3 separate regions of the Homo sapiens genome follow, and regions 1 and 2 are each linked to region 3. Evidence: chromatin loops called from intact Hi-C (ENCODE). Cell type or tissue: GM12878. All regions are shown on one strand. Each heading gives the region's core, and the rest is flanking DNA. Links, peaks and the distances in the headings are about the cores only.

What was found. Hi-C counts contacts between places; a loop is a spot of excess contacts. Peaks named below come from ENCODE experiments on the same cell type or tissue, not always from the same donor. Only the 100,000 strongest peaks of a DNase experiment are listed, where the experiment ranks them.
Region 1: a loop joins it to region 3, with 1.9 times the contacts of the local background. A loop is called at or near these places in 1 of 110 quality-filtered maps.
Region 2: a loop joins it to region 3, with 3 times the contacts of the local background. A loop is called at or near these places in 1 of 110 quality-filtered maps.

Annotation. Positions count from the first base shown.
Region 1 is chr10:80,963,004-80,969,641 of GRCh38, reverse strand. No RefSeq gene overlaps it. Among named protein-coding and RNA genes, the nearest start is that of LINC02655, 320 kb to the right of the region's middle. In GM12878, for the core only: no CTCF peak of the experiment used is centred there; DNase peaks (open chromatin) are centred at 2,791, 3,101, 4,151 and 4,541; H3K27ac peaks cover 410 bases.
Region 2 is chr10:80,456,190-80,462,827 of GRCh38, reverse strand. All of the region lies in intron 1 of TSPAN14 (tetraspanin 14), which reads right to left. Among named protein-coding and RNA genes, the nearest start is that of TSPAN14, 5.2 kb to the right of the region's middle. RefSeq lists a silencer at 1-75 and enhancers at 1,643-1,722, 4,606-4,685. In GM12878, for the core only: a CTCF peak has its summit at 3,675; a DNase peak (open chromatin) is centred at 3,647; H3K4me3 peaks cover 3,375 bases; H3K27ac peaks cover 3,423 bases.
Region 3 is chr10:81,105,016-81,111,653 of GRCh38, reverse strand. No RefSeq gene overlaps it. Among named protein-coding and RNA genes, the nearest start is that of LINC02655, 460 kb to the right of the region's middle. RefSeq lists an enhancer at 2,669-2,748. In GM12878, for the core only: no CTCF peak of the experiment used is centred there; DNase peaks (open chromatin) are centred at 2,593 and 2,853; H3K27ac peaks cover 456 bases.

The sequences.
Region 1 (6,638 bases), core at 1,283-5,282, 140 kb after region 3:
GAATTTATCATAATTGTTGATATATTTATATTTGTCATCATTCTATTTCTTCTTTTTAGCACTGTTTTCCTCAGCTTTTATATTTCTTTTTTCCTCATTTCTTACCCCTTTTTGGTTAAACAATTATTTTTATTATTTTATTTTCCCCTGTACGTGTATTTTAAACATTTTTGTTGTTGTTATTGTTCTTTCGGAGGCTCTGGACAGATTACATTGGGCATTTTTCTCTTACTACAACTTAATATAAAATTAGTACTCATGCTTACCAATTCCCAGATCTTCAAACACTTGAGTCTTATTCCTTCTTCCACTTTGTGTTTTTGTTTTTATGCATTTTAATTCTATGTTTTAAATCTTAGGATACATAATTATTATAAAATCATCAGTTTATTTATATTTATTCAGTGATTGACTCCATTGCTCTTCCTTCATTTTCATGTTTATTTTATCTCCAGGATTATTTACTTTCTATGTTAGTATCTCTTTTAGTGGATAAATGTTGGCAATTTTAATTTAGCTAATTTTTGTTTGCATAGAAATTCTTTAATATGCCTTATCTTTTGAAGAATATTATTGGTACATTCAGAATTCTAGGTCAGTGGCTGGTTTTCTGTTTTGTGTGTGTGTGTGTGTGTGTTTGTGCTGTTTGTTTTAAAGGTCTATTTCCATTGAGTTCTAATTTCATCCATTTCTTTTGAGAAAATAGCTCTGTCTTATGGATATTCTTTTTCAGGTAATGTCTTCTTTTTCTCTAGAAGTTTTTCAGAATTTCTCTTTGTCCATGGTTTTAAACAATTTTATTATAATGTGCTGAAGTATTTTTTTTCTTAGTATTAATACTTTTCATGCTTGGAGTTATAAAGATTCTTCAATCTGTAGCAAGATTTCCTTCCTTTTACATTTTTAGGAAAGACTCAGCCATTGTTTCCTAAATATTGCTTTTGCCCTGGCATCACTTTCCTTCACCCTTAGAATTTCAATTCACGTCAGACTTTCTCACCATATCTTAGATGTCTCTTAACCTTTTTTGTGTATTTTCTATCTTTTTATCTTTCTGTGCTTCAGCCAGAACATTTCCACTGACCAGTATATTTATCTTATTTTCTGCTATGTGCAATGTAATTAAACTCATCTACTGAATTTTAAATATTTCATTTTTCAATAATTAAATTTTCACTTCTTTAATGAAATTCTTCACTTTACTTTCTTGAAACTATTGATTACAGCTACTTTAACTATATGTTTTATAACTCCAAAATCTAGATCATCCATGGTTTTTTCCTATTGTCTTTTTTCCCCCTCTTAGAACTAATTATGGGAATACCTATTAATTTTTGATGGATTGTTGGACATTTTATATGATAAAATACAGAGTACCCAGAGGTATTATCGTCCCCTAAATGAGCTTCCCTCTACCTCTGGTACACAAAGCGTGGGCATGTCATCTGCATCCAATTAGGGACTGAGCTGACTTAATTTGAGTTACAGTTTTTATAAAGTTTTATTTTCTCTGGTTCACTTCTACCCCTAGCCTGTAGCTGTCTGAGTGGTTTTACAAAGGCCCTCCTTTTAGTGGATTCTGAAGTGTAATTTTTGTCTTCTTGGCACTATGAAATGGTAAAAGTCTTTCAGTGGCGAAAGACGCCACTCTGACTTCCATGAGCATTCTGCTTACTTTTAAACTTTGCATTTAGGAATTTGGCAAATGCCTGAAGGACAAAACTGGCCGCTGGTCTTAATTTTCTATGCCTCTCTTTTCACCAGGATCTTGCCTTCGCCCCATATTCTGGCTGTATTCATGTTACCAGAAAGGGGTCCCAATCCAGACCCCAAGAGAGGGTTCTTGGACCTTGCAAGAAAGAATCTGGGGTAAGTCCACACAGTAAAGTTCTCAGAGGCATTTGAACCAGAGCAACTCTATCTTAAATAGGAGCTGGGTAAAATGAGGCTGAAACCTACTGGGCTGCATTCCCAGGCAGTTAAGGCATTCTAAGTCACAGGATGAGACAGGTCAGCACAAGATACAGGTCATAAAGACCTTGCAAATAAAATAGGTTGCAGTAAAGAAGCCAGCCCAAACCCAAAAAACCAAGATGGCCACGAGAGTGACCTCTGGTTGCCCTCACTGCCACGCTCCCACCAGCGCCATGACAGTTTCCAGACGCCATGGCAACATCAAGAAGTTATCCTATATGGTCTAAAAAGGGAAGACATAAATAATCCACCCCTTGTTTAGCATATCATCAAGAAATAACCATAAAAATGGGCAAACAGCAGCCCTCAGGGCTGCTCTATGGAGTAGCCATTCTTTTATTTCTTTACTTTCTTAATAAACTTGCTTTCACTTTACAGACTTGCCCTAGATTCTTTGTTGCGTGTGATCCAAGAACCCTCTCTTGGGGTCTGGATTGGGGCCCCTTCCCTGTAACAAAATGAAAGCAAGTTTATTCAGAAAGTTAAGAAACAAAAAATGACTACCCCGTAGGCAGAGCAGCGGCATGGGCTGCTGAACTGAGTCTACTTATAGTTATTTCTTGATTACATGCTAAACAAGTGGTGGATTATTCATGAGTTTTCTGGGAAAGGGGTGGGCAATTTCAAGAAATGAGGATTCCTCCCCTTTTTAGACTATATAGGGTAACTTCCCCACATTTCCATGGCATTTGTAAACTGTCATGGCACTGGTAGGTGTGTCTTTTAGCCTGCTAATACATTATAATTAGCATATAATGAGCAGCCAGGACGACCAGAAGTCACTTTCATTGCCATCTTGATTTTGGTGTGTTTTGGCCAGTTTCTTTACCACATCCTGTTTTATCAGCAAGGTCTTTGTGACCTGTGTCTTGTGCCAACCTCCTATCTCATCCTGTGGCTAAGAACACCTAACCTCCTGGGACTGCAGCTCAGTAGGTCTCAGTCTTGTTTTACCCAGCCCCTATTCAAGATGGAGTGCTCTGGTTCAAACACCTCTGACATTCATATCCCCAAACTTTAATTTTTGTCCCTCCCATTCCATGAAATTGCCAGACTCTGCTGGCTTCTCTCTCTCTTAGCTGCAAACATCTTCCTGGCTCTACACCAGGCTACTCAACTATTTGCTCAATACCAAGAATAGTCAAACGCCCTGAGGATAAAAAGCAGTTACAGATGTTATCTTCTTAAAGGTTTTCTTCTCTCTGAGCTCTTGTACCCTCAAATCCTAGTCGCTTCAGTAACTCTCTGATGCCTTCAAGCACTTTTTTTTGTATCCTATCCAGCTTTTTAATTGTTCTCAGTAGGAGTATCTGCCTTCTGCAGGCTATTCCATCATAGCTCCAGAGCCTTATTCTAAAGTAATTCTTCAGATACTCTACATGGGATGATTAGTTTTCTGCCATTTACCATTTTCACTGAAAAATATACTTATTATTTATTTTGTTACATATTTGACAACCACATATTTACCATTTTATAATTTATTTGTCCAATATCTTATCAATGAACTATTTTTTTAAACATTTTATGAAAATGTTCAACATAGAGAAAAACAGATATAGTACAATAAACACCCATGTGTTCATCATCTAGATTCAACACAGTTAGCATTTTTGTCATATTTCTCTTCTCCCTAAATTCTTCAGCATGCAATTCCTAAGAATAAAGATATTTTACCTTCATTATCACAATATGTTGGACAGTTCTGTCTAATGTTTTGGTGATTACAAAAAAATACTTTAAAGAATATCCATGTACTTATATTCTGGATAATTTATGTTTGTATATCCACAGTATATATTCTAAGTAGGGAGGTTGCTGGTTCAAAGTGTAGGTGCGTTTATAATTTTGATAAATAACTGGCAAATTGTTCTCCAGATAAGTTGCACCAATTTGCACTCCCAACAAACTGTATGGGAGCTCCTTTGAAGGGGAGAGATTTTGATGTCTCTCTTTGGGTGTCTCATCTGGTGATCTTGGCATCCTGTGATAAACCAAGTGTGTCAATTAGCACTTGAAAGTCACCATCTCTTATCAAAGGCACTCAGGGCTTCTTAAATCCAGGAATAATTTTCAAAACTTTAAGTGTCCTCTAAAAGAAGGCAAACACCAAGAAGACATGAATTCTAAAATTTCAACTCTGATTGTCTAACTATACCCAGATCATAAAAAGACCCAGGAAACTGTTCCTAGATGAAAGCGATTTCAGTTTCACAGAAGCATTATCAAAAAGGAAACAAAAGGAAAGAGGAACAGAGAGCCAACCAAATTTGTTTAGTGAGTTTTTTAAGGCGCTCATTCCAGTACTGTTTTAATCCTCTTTACATTTCCCCCTCATAGAGAACCAAATTAAATGTTTCATTTCACAAAGACAAGAAAAAATTATGATAACCTTGAAAATATTTATTTTAGATGAAAACAATGATTAATAAAGCTTAATTCAGATAAAATTAATTGATCCTCTGTTATGTTAAACAAACTGTTTTAAACACTGCTGAGCATGAAAACTGAAGTGAAACAACCTTTCCATGAGGTAGTTAAAGCCATTTAAGTGTTGCCAGAAGGCTGACAGAGGGAATCAGTGGAGCAGGCATGCTTTCTGAATATGACTAGTTGTGTGATGAATAATTAATTTCAGCAGCATCTTTGTATTATTTTTCAATTTTATGCAATGTTTTCAACCGTCATTGAACATGATGCTCTCATACAACTTTATAACATTAGCAACTATCATTTGTAAAGAATCTACAAAATTGCCAAAGGGTTTGCATGTTTGTTTTCAATTTAATCCTCGGATTATGCAGATAAGCAAACAAAGGCTCAGAAAAAAAAATATTTAAAGAGACTAATTTAAAAATAGCTAGGAATTTTTAAAGCTGAAATTAAACCCAGAGTATGCCATTTAAATTTAAATATTATCTAATTTAAATATTAATGAAAGCTTGTAATAGAAGATACAAGAAATCACAGACCTAATAGCTACATTGATTTTTAAGAGATAGTGAATATTAATATTTTATATACACATATATCTAAATATCTATAATTATTTGTCTTATGTCAAAATAATATTCATTTTATTTTTTTAACGTGTAGAAATCAAGTAGGCCAGAAAAATACAACTTCCAAGTATGTCACTACTAAGAAATAATCAGTGTTCACATATTGTCAAATGGCTTTCCAGAGTTATTTATATTGATGGGGATCACAGACTACCCCAAAGGATAGCACCTTGACATTTGAGAAAATAGCAGAAGCAGGAAGGTCTCTCTGACCTTCTCCCACCCTTCTCCCCTGAAGCAGCCCATAAAATAATTCACTGGCCTTCCTCTAAAATAGTTCATAAGACCCTCATTCCAGAGAGGTCCTGTCTGTACCCAGAGGAAAGGAATGTAGCACAGGCACACAGGAAAGAATCTGAACAAACAGGCCTTGCTAAGTCCCCCGGCCCCAATTTATTACCATTTACATCATACTCTTTTTTTTCCTCCAGTTATACTTCTGTGCAACTGTTCACAAAAATACAGTTTTTCCTGTTTTGGGGGGTCTTTGTTTCTCTTTTTCTTTTTTCTTTTTTTTGAGACAGGGTCTCACTCTGTCACCTAGGCTGGAGTGCAGTGGTGCAATCACGGCTCACAGCAGCTTCACCCTCCGAAGCTCAAGGAATCCTCCCACTTCAGCCTCCCAGGTAGCTGGGAGGACAGGTACACACCACCATGCCCAGCTAATTTTTTGTATGTTTTGTAGAGATTGAATTTCACCATGTTGCCCAGGCTGATCTCAAACTCCTGGGCTCAAGCAATCTTCCTGCCTCAGCTTCCCAAAGTTCTGTGATTACAGGCATGAGCCACTGTAATCATTACAGGCATGAGCCACTGGGTCTTCATTTCTAAAGACTCCTGTGTCACATAAAACTTATATAAAATAAATTTGTTTCCTTTTTGCTTGTTATCTGTTTTTTATCATAGGTCTTTCAGTCTTGAAAGAAAAGAAACCTTTTCTCCCCTGTGATAGGTATACATGAATTTTAGGGTGCTATGGTTTAAATGGGTCCCCCAAAGTTTATGTGTTAGAAATTTAATTCTCAATGCAATAGTGTTGAGAGGGGAACCTTTAAGAAGTGATTAAGTCATGACGGCTCTGCCCTTATGAATGAATTAATGCCACTATTGGAGGAGTTAGTTATCATGGGAGTGGCTTCTTGATAAAAGCAAGTTTGGTCCTCTCTTGCTTGCTCTCTCTTTCTCTCACTGTCACCCTTTCTCATCCTCTTGCCTTCTGCCATGGAATGATGCAGCAAGAAGGTCCTCGCCAGATGCTACAGCTTGATATTGAACTTCCCAGCCTCCAGAACAGTGAGAAACACATTTTCTTTTTTATAAATTACTCAGTCCCTGGCATTCTGTTATAGCAGCACAAAAAGGACTAAGACACAGAGTGACTAAATGTTTACTGTTGTAGCTTAATATTTTTATTTAGATATATATTGAGTGTGGTTTTCATATCAATAAATATTTCCTGCTTATAATTACTATGACAGTTTTTTCACCATTATAAAAATGACAAAGAACTTAAGAATTCCAGCAGTTTGGGTCAGGTGCCATGGCTCACACCTGTAATTCCAGCACTTTGGGAGGCCAAGGCAGACAGATCACTTGAGCCCA
Region 2 (6,638 bases), core at 1,650-5,649, 650 kb after region 3:
AAAGAAAGCTATTTCAACAGATTTCTAGGCCTGGCCCAATTCCAAGGACAGGCTAAAAACAGTTTCTCCAAAATCCCAGCTCAAAACCCCATTCCCTAACCACTAAACTCCATGTACCTTCCAGGAAATGGAAGCTGCAAAATGGAGCTGTGAGATGCACTTGTAGATTTATTCCTCACTAAAGAGATACATATATGTTGTTTAAAAGCTTCCTTTAACTGACGTGTCAATAAATACTCTGCACTCAGAAGCACTGATATACTTCCTCCAAGTGATTTTTCCCCCTAAGGAACAATACAAAAACCATTCCAGCCTTTCCTGCTGCTGAGGGGAATGACACAATGACCATTAGAACCAGGACTGGCCAGACCATTTGAGTGAGAGATGTGTATGGCAGGGAGTGCTGCATAAACAGAACTCTATCTATGTAGAATAACTCCTCCACCCCACCCCACCCCATCCCATCCCATCCCACCCCATTCCTACGCCCTAGGCCACCAGGGCGGACAGAAATAAACACCTCCTAATGACCTCAAGCTCAAAGACCGCCCAGACCACAGGGAAAGAAGGCCAGAGAGGGGGAATGGGTATATTTGGTTCCCCTTACAGAATAAGATGCTTTCTGAAGACTGCTAAATATGTTCAATAAGTAGCCCCTGAATTAAGAAGCACAAATCAAGTGCCCAGGAGTTTGACACCAGCCTAGGCAACATAGCAAGATCCAATCTCTACAAAAAATTCTTTAAATTAGCTGGGTGTGGTGCTGCATGCCTGTGGTCCCTGCTACTCAGGAGGCTGAGGCGGGAGGATCACTTGAGCCAGGAAGGTGGAGGCCTCAGTGAGCTGTGATAGGGCCACTGCACTCCAGCCTGGGCAACAGAGTGAGACCCTGTCTGAAGGAAAAAAAAAAAAGGCACAAATGAGATCTCACAACAGTGAGAACCATACTGGCACCTGAAGCCCTCGTATCTCTTTCTGCTCCTCTCGGTGGCTCAGTGCAAGCCCTCAGCAGGTCTTGCCTGTAATCCCACAATCCTCTGTGAAACCAAGACCAGCCCCTCTCCAACCGTCTTTCTGCAGGAGTGAGCAGAGCCCAACCCAGGCACTAATCTTCAACACACCAAATCCTGGCACCTGCCTTTGCCACCTCATCAGTCATGCCATGGAGGGGAGCGTCAGGGCTACCCTACACCAGAGGAGCCCTCAACTAAACCTGCCCGCCCCACCCCATCCTGGGCACATGCCACTTGTTCCTCTTTGCTCACACACTTAGCACCCCAGAGCCCTTGGGAATGAATCCCCCACCACTACCACCAACTCTGATTTTGGCATGCCCCCCTCAAAAACCTATCCACGTTTATACCATCACTTGTATTTCACAAGAAGCTACTAGAGTTACAAAACACAATGACTGTGGTAGGCAGGATGGCTGCAGAGAGCAGGGTTCTGGCACCACCACTGTTCCACTGCAAGGGTGGAAGCTGGCTACAGAGCCTTTAGGAAGGAGGGAAGGCCCCATCCACAGCCGACAGGTTTTCCTTACAACAGCAAGGGCCTGGTTCCTGAAAAGCTGACTGTTGAGACAAGATCAGCCTCAAGAAAAGGAGGCAGGCCAAACAGGGTCACCTGTGCAGGGTAGGCTGGAGGGAGCCGGCCCTCAAGAGAGGCAGAGTCTGATCAAGTAGACAGGAGGGCCAGAGAGAAAAGGAGGAGCCTCACTCATGGAGGAGGAACAAGGTAGGCTGGAGGCAGGGACTTGTAGGCCTCAGACAGAAGGAAGCTGGTGAAGCTCCCATAGGCAAAATGCCCAGGAGCTCCGGCTAGAAGGCAGCAGGAGTGTGCAGTCCAGGCAAGAGGAAGAGATCCCCCACAGCACCTCCCTCTGCCCAGCTCAGACAAATGGGACAGTCAATCCCCAGGCTGATGGAGGCGGGAGCGAGAACCACAAAGTTGTCAGACTGGTTTGCCCAGGACAGGGAGAGCAGGGAACACAAATTGCAGCAGGAGCTCAGCTTCAGGGGGCAGAAAAAAGCAGCAAAATTGGTGGGCTGTAGGGAAACAAGGACCCAGGTCCATGCGATTTCCTGGGTGCAGAGGGGAAATCCAGCAGGCCAAGAGCAAGGGAGCCAAGGGACAAGGGGCCAGCAGATGCTGAAAAGGACCAAGGTTTCTGGAAAAAAAGAGAGTGACACTTACAAGAAGGGACACCTACAAGGAGAGAAACCTGTCCCCTACTCTTACACTGGCCCAAGCTCAGGACCACTCACACCTGTCTCCTGAGGGACAGGCCAGTGCAAGAAGAATGGACAGGACACTGCCAACCACGGGATACTGACAGAGATTCTGTCCCTCACCAAACTTTATTCCTCTGAGCCCTCTACTCATCTGGTCCTGACCTAGGGTTCCTAACTCCATTCTCTCTAAGAGCCTAGTTTTAGCAAAACTCCTGTTAACCAGAATCCCCCAACCTCAATATCTAATCACCCTGGATATCTGAACGTATTTCTCATCCTGTACTATCTCCCAGGTAAAACCTGATCACCCTGGCCTGCCTGCAGCAAGAATTCAGTTAGCTAAGTTTAGTAAAAATTTCCCTACCCTCTTAGAAATTTTCAGGAGCCCCCACACTCCGCTCCTTGGCTATAAGTTCCCACTTTTCTTTGTTGTATTTGGAGTTGGCCCACTCTCTCCCCTCTACTGCAAAATCCATTGCGATAATTCCTACATCTATCGTAATAGTCCTGATACAGTCTACCTTACCAGTTTAACAAGTGTCAGAATTAAGTTTTTCTTTCACCAGCTCCCTAAGTCTTCCTGGACCCACTGCTCCCACCCCTCACTCAGGGTGTGTAAATTACTTGGTCTGGGGCTGTGGCTGACCTCCCCTAACAAGCCCCAGAAAAAGACCCTGTCTGCCTGGCCCAGGGACACAGGAGAGGACCCTCAGCACAGCTGGTGGGCACCCAGACTGGGGACAGACACACTCCTACTGCTGAGAGTCCCATAGCATCCCCAGGATCACCACTCAGACCTCGGGGTACAAACAAGAGATTCGGGAGAGGCCCATTTCCTTCCACTGCTGTGGGGCCTCTCTCCTGGATGTTAGGGCTCCGAACTCCTCTCAAGGCCGTGCAGTGTACAGGAGCACAGGCCCAACAGCTGGGACTGTCAACGCATAGTCAGGCAGGAAAAACCCAGAGAAGGTTCACTAGCCCCTTGTTCCAGTCCCTCCCCAAACCTTACCCATGCAGGACAGCCCAACTCCAGCTCTCCCAAATGCCAGGAAACACAAAGACTCTGAGGCAGCACCAGGAGCTCACCTCTTACCAGAATCCCAGAAGCCACTTTAGAGACAACTGCCCCAGCTCTCAGGCTCCCAGCTCAGGCCAGCACAGCCTAAGGAGGGAGGAGCCAGTTCCTCCAGCTATCTAGCTGAAAGGCACAGGCTCTAGGCCTTCTCCCTGGCTGCTCAGTTGGGAGGCAGTACAGACCGCAAGGGGTGAAGAGTTTCAACCCCAGCCTGCCCAGGCCCACTTAAGCTCTGGTCTCCAGGCCTGGCCTGCTGCCTCCTAAAAGAAAACCACAGCCCCACCCAACCCTACCCAACCCCACCAAGCCCAAGGGCGGAGGAAGTGAGGTTCCCAGAATCAGCTGCTGGTGAACACTTGCTGAGTGCCGCCAGAGATGGCAGCTGTCTCACACCAGTGTCAGGCCTAACTCAGGGGCTTTGGATCTTGCTTCTCAGGGTACTAATGCTTCACTGCAACCCCGTGAGACAGAAAAGGCAGACTTGATTCTTCTCACTTTACAGATGAGAAAAGTAGACAACTTTTTTTTTCCAGGAAGAAAAAAAAAAAAAATCAAAGACTTGTGTAGGTCACTCAACTAGAAAGTAGGTGCAACTTGAAAGCTTGCCTCACCACCGTCCACTCTGCAAGCTGGACAGTGTTATTCATCTTCACATCTTCACGTTTAATTGAGAGCGGCACTGGACACTGCCCCCCTGCCAGGGCCTGCGCTCCACCAAAATGGCTACTTGCCCTGTCTAAATCAAAAGCATACGCAATTAAGGGAGAAAATGGATGTGGAGATATTATGAATAACCTCCCTGATTCACAGTTACAGAGGACACTACTATAATGGAAGATAAGCAAACTGAAACGCTGGCATTCACCTAGACCAAAGACTCTCAAAACTTCATTCTACGCAGCTCCCTGGGTACTCTGATAGCCTGCCAAGAGTGAGACCACTGCTGGAGACCACCACCACCTCTCAATCCACTGGCAGAAAAACGGAGGCCCTGGAAAAGGTGGAAATATGCCTAAGCAGAGTGAGTTAACCATGAAGCAGAAGAACCTGAGGCCTCACCACCTCCAACAGTGTCTGCTGGCCCCGAGGGAAATCACCAGAGACCAAGCAGGTGACCAGGCACAAAATCAAGAGCCACAGTGTGGCTGACTCTTCAAAATCCTACTAACGTGGCCTGAGGGGGAAAATTTAACTAACAGGGTTCCTACTCCCTTCTACAGACCAGGGATCTAGCCCCACACTCAATCCCATCCCCAGTGGGAGTCCACCTTCAGTCACCTCGCTACCACTGCTTTCTACACCCCTATGCCTGCAAGCTCAATCCCCGAGTCCCACAAAAGTGGGGAGGACCAGGCCTGCCTGGGTATCGCTACCTGCTCCTGCTTCTAGGAAAGGTGGCTGCCCCTACAGGCCACATCCAGGTAGCGGATGGAACATGCAAGATATCCAAGGACTGACACGGCAGGGCAGAGACAGGCAGCAGGAACCTAATCCCCTTCCCATAGGCATCTTAAAGGCCACCAGGACTCAGTGGCAGGACACAGGGATCATCATGTTCTCTGTCCCTCTGTCCAAGCCACCAGGGGTGTTCCCACTAATCACTATGGGTCCCCCCAGTGAGGACAACATAAAGCAGATAAGTGATGAACATGCAGTGTGAACAAGAAATAAACCTCTGTTGCTTTAAGCCTCTGAGACCTGGGGATTGCTGTTACCACAGCAAACCGTGATCTGTCCAGACAGACACAAGCAGTGACTCCCCAATCTTCTGCATGTGGTAGTGCTGGTCTTCCCATTCCCTGGCCTTAGGGAGACAGAAGCTCCATCACCAATCAGCGGGGGTTCCGGGGTACCTGCTATGTGCCCAGGCTGTGCTGGACAGATGAGATGTGTTCAGAGGCAGGGATACAAGGGCACCTTCACTGAAAACATTCATTAGTTCCACTGTGGGCCAGGCTTGTTTGGTATATGAATCCATTTTAATCACCTCTGAGAGGAACATATTGTCTAAATTAGAAATGAGAAAACCTGGTCCGGCACAGTGGCTCACGCCTGTAATCCCAGCACTTTGGGAGGCCGAGGCGGGCGGATCACTTGAGGTCAGGAGTTCAAGACCAGCCTGGCCAACATGGTGAAACCCCATCTCTACTAAAAATACAAAAATTAGCTGGGTGTGGTGGTGCACACCTGTAGTCCAAGCTACTTGGGAGGCTGAGGCAGGAGAAGAATCACTTGAACCCAGGAGGCGGAGGTTGCAGTGAGCCGAGATCACGCCACTGCACTCCAGCCTGGGCAATAGAGTGAGACTCAGTATCAAAAAAAAAGAAATGAGAAAACCCAGCTCATATTGAGACTTCAAGCAAGTTACTCTGTGACCTCTCGGGACCACAGTTTCCTCATCTGTAAAATGGAGCTGTTGACATCACGGTTGTTTTGCTTTTTGTTTTTTGTTTTTTGAGATGGAGTTTCATTCTTGTTGCCCAGGCTGGAGTGCAACGGCGCGATCTCAGCTCACTGCAACCTCCACCTCCCAGATTGAAGCAATTCTCCTGCCTCAGCCTCCCAAGTAGCTGGGATTATAGGCATGTGCCACCACGCCCAGCTAATTTTGTATTTTTCGTAGAGACAGGGTTTCACCGTGTTGGTCAGGCTGGTCTTGAACTCCTGACCTCAGGTGATCCACCCACCTCGGCCTCCCAAAGTGCTGGGATTACAGGCATGAGCCATCACGCCCAGCCATCACAGCTGTTTTCAAGGATTAAATGAGTTATTACAAGTCAAACTTCTAGGGTGTAAGTCTCAATAAACTCACATTAGTATCACTATGAAATAATCTTGTCCTTCACTAAATTTTAAGCCAGCAAAGGTTTCCCAGGCCTGGCACAATGCCACTTTGCAGGCACTGCTAAAAGGAATTCTACCTCAGTTGAAGTTAAATGGGTCAAATTCCTGAGCACATGGTGGCATAGAGTGAGGCCTCAGGAAATAGTTCCAGAACCCAGGGCTTTCCTGCTCCCCGGCCTCCATGGGAACTTCACTTCACTGCCGCCACAACCTTCAGGGCAGAGCCATCTCCTCTCCCACTTCATACTGCCACTTCCTACATGAGAAGGACCTTCACCAGTCCTCAGAGACTAGCACAGCTGCCCAGCTGGTGAAGGGGACAATTCCCTGGGCAGCCAACCATTCTGCAGCTCCATGCCCTTTCTTCCTGGGGCAGCCACAAACCTTCAGAAGCACCCATGGGCTCAGACCCCCCCCACAACCCCGTCTCCCTAAATGATCCTGCTACGCTGAGATCAAGCTCAGATCAATAAACACTACTGAGC
Region 3 (6,638 bases), core at 1,013-5,012:
TTCTCATTGCTGCTATCATGTGAAGAAGAACGTGTCCGCTTTCCCTTCTGCCATGACTGTAAGTTTCCTGAGGCCTCTCCCCTACCATGCTGAACTTTGAGTCAATTAAACCTCTTTCCTTTATAAATTACCCAGTCTCAGGTATGTCTTTATTAGCAGCATGAGAACAAACTAATACACAGTCCTTTTAAATTCTGTGTCTGCCACATGAATGGAAGTGTGTCTCCATTAGAACACAGACTATGTCTGCCTTGCTAACCATTGTATCCGTAGCGTAGCACTGTGACCAACACAGGAAAAATCATCTATGCGTGTTTGTTGAATGATTGGCCTAGTAATCTCAGACAAATGTAATAAAAATAGACCACAAGTATTAGGACAGAGAATACCATATATACAGATGTAAAATTTTTAAATTACAAATTTGTGAATTTCCGACAATATGATAACATATTTGAAAACCTAGATAACATGAAAGTCTTTTTTTTTTTTTTTTTTTTTTTTTTTTGAGACAGAGTCTTGCTCTGTTGCCCAGGCTGGAGTACAGTGGCGCAATCTCGACTTGCTGCAACTTCCGCCTCCCGGGTTCAAGTGATTTTCCTGCCTTGGCCTCCTGAGTAGCTGGAACTACAGGTGCACACCACCATGCCTGGCTAATTTTTTGTATTTTAGTAGAGACGTGGTTTCACTGTGTTGACCAGGCTGGTCTCGAACTCCTGAGCTCCGGCAATCCACCTGCCTTGGCCTCCCAAAGTGCTAGGATTACAGGCATGAGCCACCACGCCGTCTTATATGAATATATGTTATCATGGTTTCTGCAAACATTATTTTGTATACTCCCTACGTAAAGCCTGTACAGCAGACAGCCTGAGCCCTGTTTTTCACATTAAATAACAGTGCTTAAAGTTTAGCATTGTTTATAACAATAAAAAATTGGAAACAACTTTCAGGGCTCATAAAAGTGTTTGGAAAATTAAATGATGGCCAGTCCATAAAAGGAAAGAAACTAAAGCCATGAAAAATGATGATGCACAGGCGCATTTACTCGAAAACAATAAAAGGTATTCCATCAAATGAAAATAATGTCTTGCAAAACAGCATGTAATAGCATCCCACTGTTTATAAACCATACACAAAGATATATATTTTTTTCTAAGTGAACATGAGAAGGAAGAAGTCTTAAGGGGCACACCAAATGGTATTAACTCTTGAAAGCAGAATTATGGGTGATTTAGCCAGCATCTTTATACATTTCTTTATTGTCTAGTATTATGCTGCTTGTAGTATTCATAATCAGACTAAAATGTTTTCCTTTAAAAATTAATGTACAAATGAATAATATATTTGCTCTGTGTCTCTAAGACCTTACAATTATATTCCAGTCAAAACAATAACATAAAAGTGGAATATTTATTTGATAATTCTCCCTTTGTAATCAATCCCAAGACATTTCTCCACAAACAAAGTTTCAGTTTGGAAGGGATGATTCCTCCTAATGTGGGAATCTAATAAATTGGGAGATCTGGGGGGAAAACATGGATAAATACGGTTCTACTGAGTATGGTAAGCCACCGCCCCTTGAGTTTCCATAGTTTTGAGCTTCTTTCTGCCTCCCTGTTTATGCTGAGCAAAGTAAAGATACCGTAACATTTTCCAAATGGTTCTAGGAAACGTTAATTGTTTCGTAAACATGAAGATGCTACAGGCATAGCAAGTAGATAGGCACTTGCCCCAGTGGCACAACAGAATAGAACCAAAAATATTAGCGACATTTAAATCTAATTACATTTATATTATATTTTCAGTTTCAATTATTTTCTATAGAAGAGACAGCAATTCCAAACTTAGAAAATTACCATCATATTATATTTCAAAAAAACAAATTAAAATCCGAAAATTGCCTTGGAAAGCTAATCGTGTTATTTTTAATGACTATATCAATGAGTCCATGGAACTGGACCAGAATAGCATCATATTTTCACAACAGTGCGTCATCCCCAAAGTATTTTTGAATGGATTATCTTATCTCACAATGACCCATCGATCAAACCTTATAAGTAACTTATTGCATTTGAGAAACAGAACTCGTGCCTTCCTCTTTCTTGCAGAGCTGAAACTAAAATCTGAGTCTTCAGATCCTACTGAAATGATCTTTCCACTAGATTGGACCATCCTGCCTCCGAGGTCATTGAAAAGCCTTTTTACTAAGTACTGCTAAGCAATGAAAATAAATTGAATACATAAGCAAAGTCTTTCTCCAGAAGACCTAGATATAAACAATCCAATTTACATACTTAAGACCTGCAAACAGACGTATGGTCCCCTATATACCATATTTCTTATAATTGGTATTGAACACAAAGGAAGCAGAAGAGCAAGCAAGCTTGACTGATTGCATCAGGTCTCCAAACTAGAGGAGGGCTCCATTATAGGAAAGATAAGGTCTCAGTGTTCTGGTTAGTACTGTTAGCAATTCTACTAATAATATTCTAACTGAATGCATCCCCTGAAATGTGCACTTGAAACTCTGTATATGATTGTCATTCATTAGCTACAACTACCTAGCTGAGTCACATTCTATTGTTTATTGTGCCTACTGTTATCTCAAAGCCTGCAGCTGATGAAGCTAACTATTTAATTAGGGGCCTGCCCAGCCAGGCTGGTGATGAAATAGAAATTATGGTCACCGGGGGTAATGAAGATGAGAAGGAGGTAAATGTTTGCTTTCTGATTGCTCAGCATTCATCTGATAAGGTTTTGTGATATTTTTCTGATCTCCTCTCTTGCCAAAGTCAAATTTAAATCTAGGAGAAAGCTGTGGTGATGGGGAGAGTGAGGACAGCAAAACACACTGAAAGAACACTAAGAGATTATGATGCAGCAGAAAGGAGGTGGCTGGAACTCAGAACTGCCTCCAAGCCTGCTCCAGCCCAGACAGCCCTGAGTCATTGTGAGGCCTGTAAATGAGGAAGTTGTCCTGGTTCTTCAAGAGTGAACATCAGAATCGCCTGTGGCAATTTTCATAACCCTAAATGCTCAAGGCTCACCCTGGGCCCATGGAACAAGGGACATTCAGGTATATTTGACTTTAAACAATTTCATGGATGATTATGACGTACATCCATGGTTCAAAGTTATTGGACTGGATGAATTAACACCCCTTGCAGCTCTCAAAACTCATGAATTTCATATGGACTTTCTTACCACTGCATTTCCAAAAGAGCTTCCTTATACTAGAAGAATGACGGAAAATTCCTTGGCGTTACAAAAGCCAGTTTCTAGTAATTGTTTTTTGTTGTTTTTTTTGAGATGGAGTCTCACTCTGTCGCCCAGGCTGGAGTGCAGTGGTGTGATCTCAGCTCACTGCAACCTCCGCCTCCCGAGTTCAAGAGATTCTCCTGCCTCAGCCTCCCAAGTAGCTGGGATTACACGTGTGCGCCACCATGCCCAGCTAATTTTTTAATGTATTTTTTTATTAGAGATGGGGTTTCACCATATTGGCCAGGCTGGTCTTGAACTCCTGACCTTCTGCTCCACCCGCCTTGGCCTCCCAAAGTGCTGGGATTACAGGCGTGATAGTAATTGACTTTATACTGCAGATGGATATGCCATTCTCCAAATATTACTGCTAACTTGTATCAGGCCACCTAGCGGCAATAGAAAAGGAAAGCTGCTGGTGTCCTGCTTATAAATTAACAGTGAAAAAGGTAGATAATGAAATGCTCAGAAAATGGAAGAAAAATGAAGGATAACTTTAAAAATTAGCTTTCTGCTATCACCTCACACTATCCTTGCTTACCATAAAACCTTTGTAAGCAAGCACTAGCTGTCAGCTTCCTTAAGCCTAGAAGAGAGGTTACCCCTATAATCTAACCAAAGCCTTATAGAATCTCAAAGTTTGAATGCTGGACATCTCTGTAACACTGATCACATTACCAATATCCTGGTATCCCGTACTGTGAGAAGTTGAATAATATTCGTGTGTGTGTGTGTGTGTGCGTATTTAAGCCATTTTATTGATGTATAATTAACATATCAAAAGGAGAACCCATTTAATGGATACAATTTGATGAGTTTGCAGATAAGTATAAACTGGTGAAACCATCACCAGAATCTGTGTCATAGACCTCCATCAGCTCCAAAAGTTTCCTCCCACCCCTAGGAAAATTTTCTTTAATTGTAATTTCTGGAGGCATGTTCATCCTGAAATTCTCCTTGTCATTTCAAAGATAGTGTACTATTTTGCCAAGACTTACAAAGCCATGTTTGACTTTGTTTAATTAATTATTTATGAATACTGTAGTAGATTGCTAGGGCTCCCATAACAAAGTCCTAGGAACTAGATGGCTTAAAAAACAGTAATTTATTTTCTCATAGCTCTGGAATCCAGAAATCCAAGATCAAGGTTTCAGCAGGGTTGGTCCCTTCTGAGGGTCATGAAGGAAAGATCTGTTCCAGGCCTGTCTCCCTGGCATACAGTTGGCCATCTTCTCCCTATACCTTGGGGTCTTTCCTCTGTACATGTCTGTGTCCAAATTTCCTATTCTTTTTTCAAAACATTTTTTAGAATTTCAACTTTTATTTAGATTCTGGGGATACATGTCCAGGTTTGTTACACGTCTGTATTGCATGTTGCTGAGGTTTGGGGTAGGACAGATCCCATCATCACCCAGGTAGTGAGTATAGTACCCAATAGTTGGTGTTTCAACCCCTACCTCTTCCTCTCCCTCCCCCTTCTAGCAGTCCACAGTGTCTGTTGTTGCCATTTGTATGTCCATGAGTACTCAATGTTTAGCTCCCCCTTATAAGTAAAAACATATGATATTTGATTTCCTGCCTCTGTGTTAATTTGCTTACAAATTTCCTATTCTTATAGGACACAAATCTTATTGGACTAATGCCCAACCCAATGACCTCATTTTATCTTAATTACCTCTTTAAGATCCTATCTCCAAATATTGTCACCTTCTGAAGCACCGGGGCTTAGGACTTCAACATATGAATTTTAGGGCAGATACAATTTAGTTCATAACAAACACATCTTTCAAGAACATCTTTCCCTGATAACTATGGTTAGTAGTCAAACTGTCTGATGCTACCTGTCATCTGAGGGTCTGAGAAGCTGCAATTAAAACAATACAAGAATCTTTCTGTCATTGACAATTTTGACTTTAAGAAAATAAAATCTCACAGTTACTTTTATTTCTTTTCATCACTATTTCTCAGGGACATATGATGGACAGAAAGTTCAGCAGTGACAGTTAAAAATTCAGAGATTTAGAGACAAGCAACATGGGATATGTCCTGGCTCCAACTCTGAGGAGCTTTTGGTAGATTCTCTTAGTAAAATGTAGAAAATGTCAACTGAATACAATATTGTAAGAATTGAATTAGTTGATTATATGAGAGTGGTTTGTAAACTTAAAGTCCAATAGAAATTGCTTGTAAGAATGTGGCTTTTGGAGTTAGAAACTCTGAGTCCAAGTCTTATCTTGGCCACTTATTTGTTTATTCTTTGGGCAATTCACTTAACTTCTCTGAGACTCAGTTCCTCACCTCTATAAAAAGGGAATTGATGAAGTCTACCATTTCTAAGAAATATGTTTCTATAAAGGAAAAAGTAAGATATTTAAAAGTATAATATTAATCATATTAAATTATTATACGACTAAAATAATTTCTTTTATGAGCTCTGAGAATCTATGTGTACAACAGCCAGTGAAGCTCTCCCACCCCTGCAACCATCATGCCCAAAGGGAAGTACTGCTATTATTAGATTGATTATTAGATTGTAGGTTGCAAATATATAATACCTTTCTTTGATTAAGCAGGCCCTTTCTTAGTACAACTCAATGAATTTAGGATAGATGCTCTTATGACTTCTCATGAAGGCAGTAACAGCTGTGTGCGCATGCGTGCATGTGTGTGTGTGTGTGTGTGTGTGTGTGTGTGTGTGTATGTCTGTCTGTCTGTTATCATTGGGGATGGGAAGTGGGACATTTAGGGGAGTTAAGTCTTGAGGTATAGAGTTTATCAAAATCTACCAGGATGTCTTTCCTGAAGCAATAACATTTACTGAAGATAAGAAAAATGAAAAGTGAAAAATCAGAATTTAAAAAATAGTTTGGAAAATATTTTAAGCTGGAGAAGGGCAAAGCAAGAGAAAAGAAGAAAGTGAGGGCTGGAAACATATGGTCAAAGATGAGATGTGTTTTACATGCACAGAAGGAAGAGAGAAATATGCTTTTGAGTAAAGTCAGCCTGACACAGTGTCCCTACAATAACTGTTTTAGGACTGTTTGGTGTGTTTCCCATTACTATGCATATTTTTAAATGAAAAAAATTGCAATGATGGCCAGCTTAAAAAATTGCTCCTGCGTTCTTCATTAGGTACAAGTATAGGGATGGAATGAAGACCCTTGCATCATATTACAGTGCCATAACTAGAACAATTTCGAAGTTCACCAACAAAGTTCTTTCTACCTTTAGGAGAAAATTGAACTTGGAGACAGTCATTCATCTGTTAATTTATTATCTTGGCAAACATTTGTTGACTAATAGCAGTTGCTATATGTGAGGCTGGAAACCAGAAAAAACATTGATAAACAAGACACAGACTCCACGCTGAGGCTTTCACA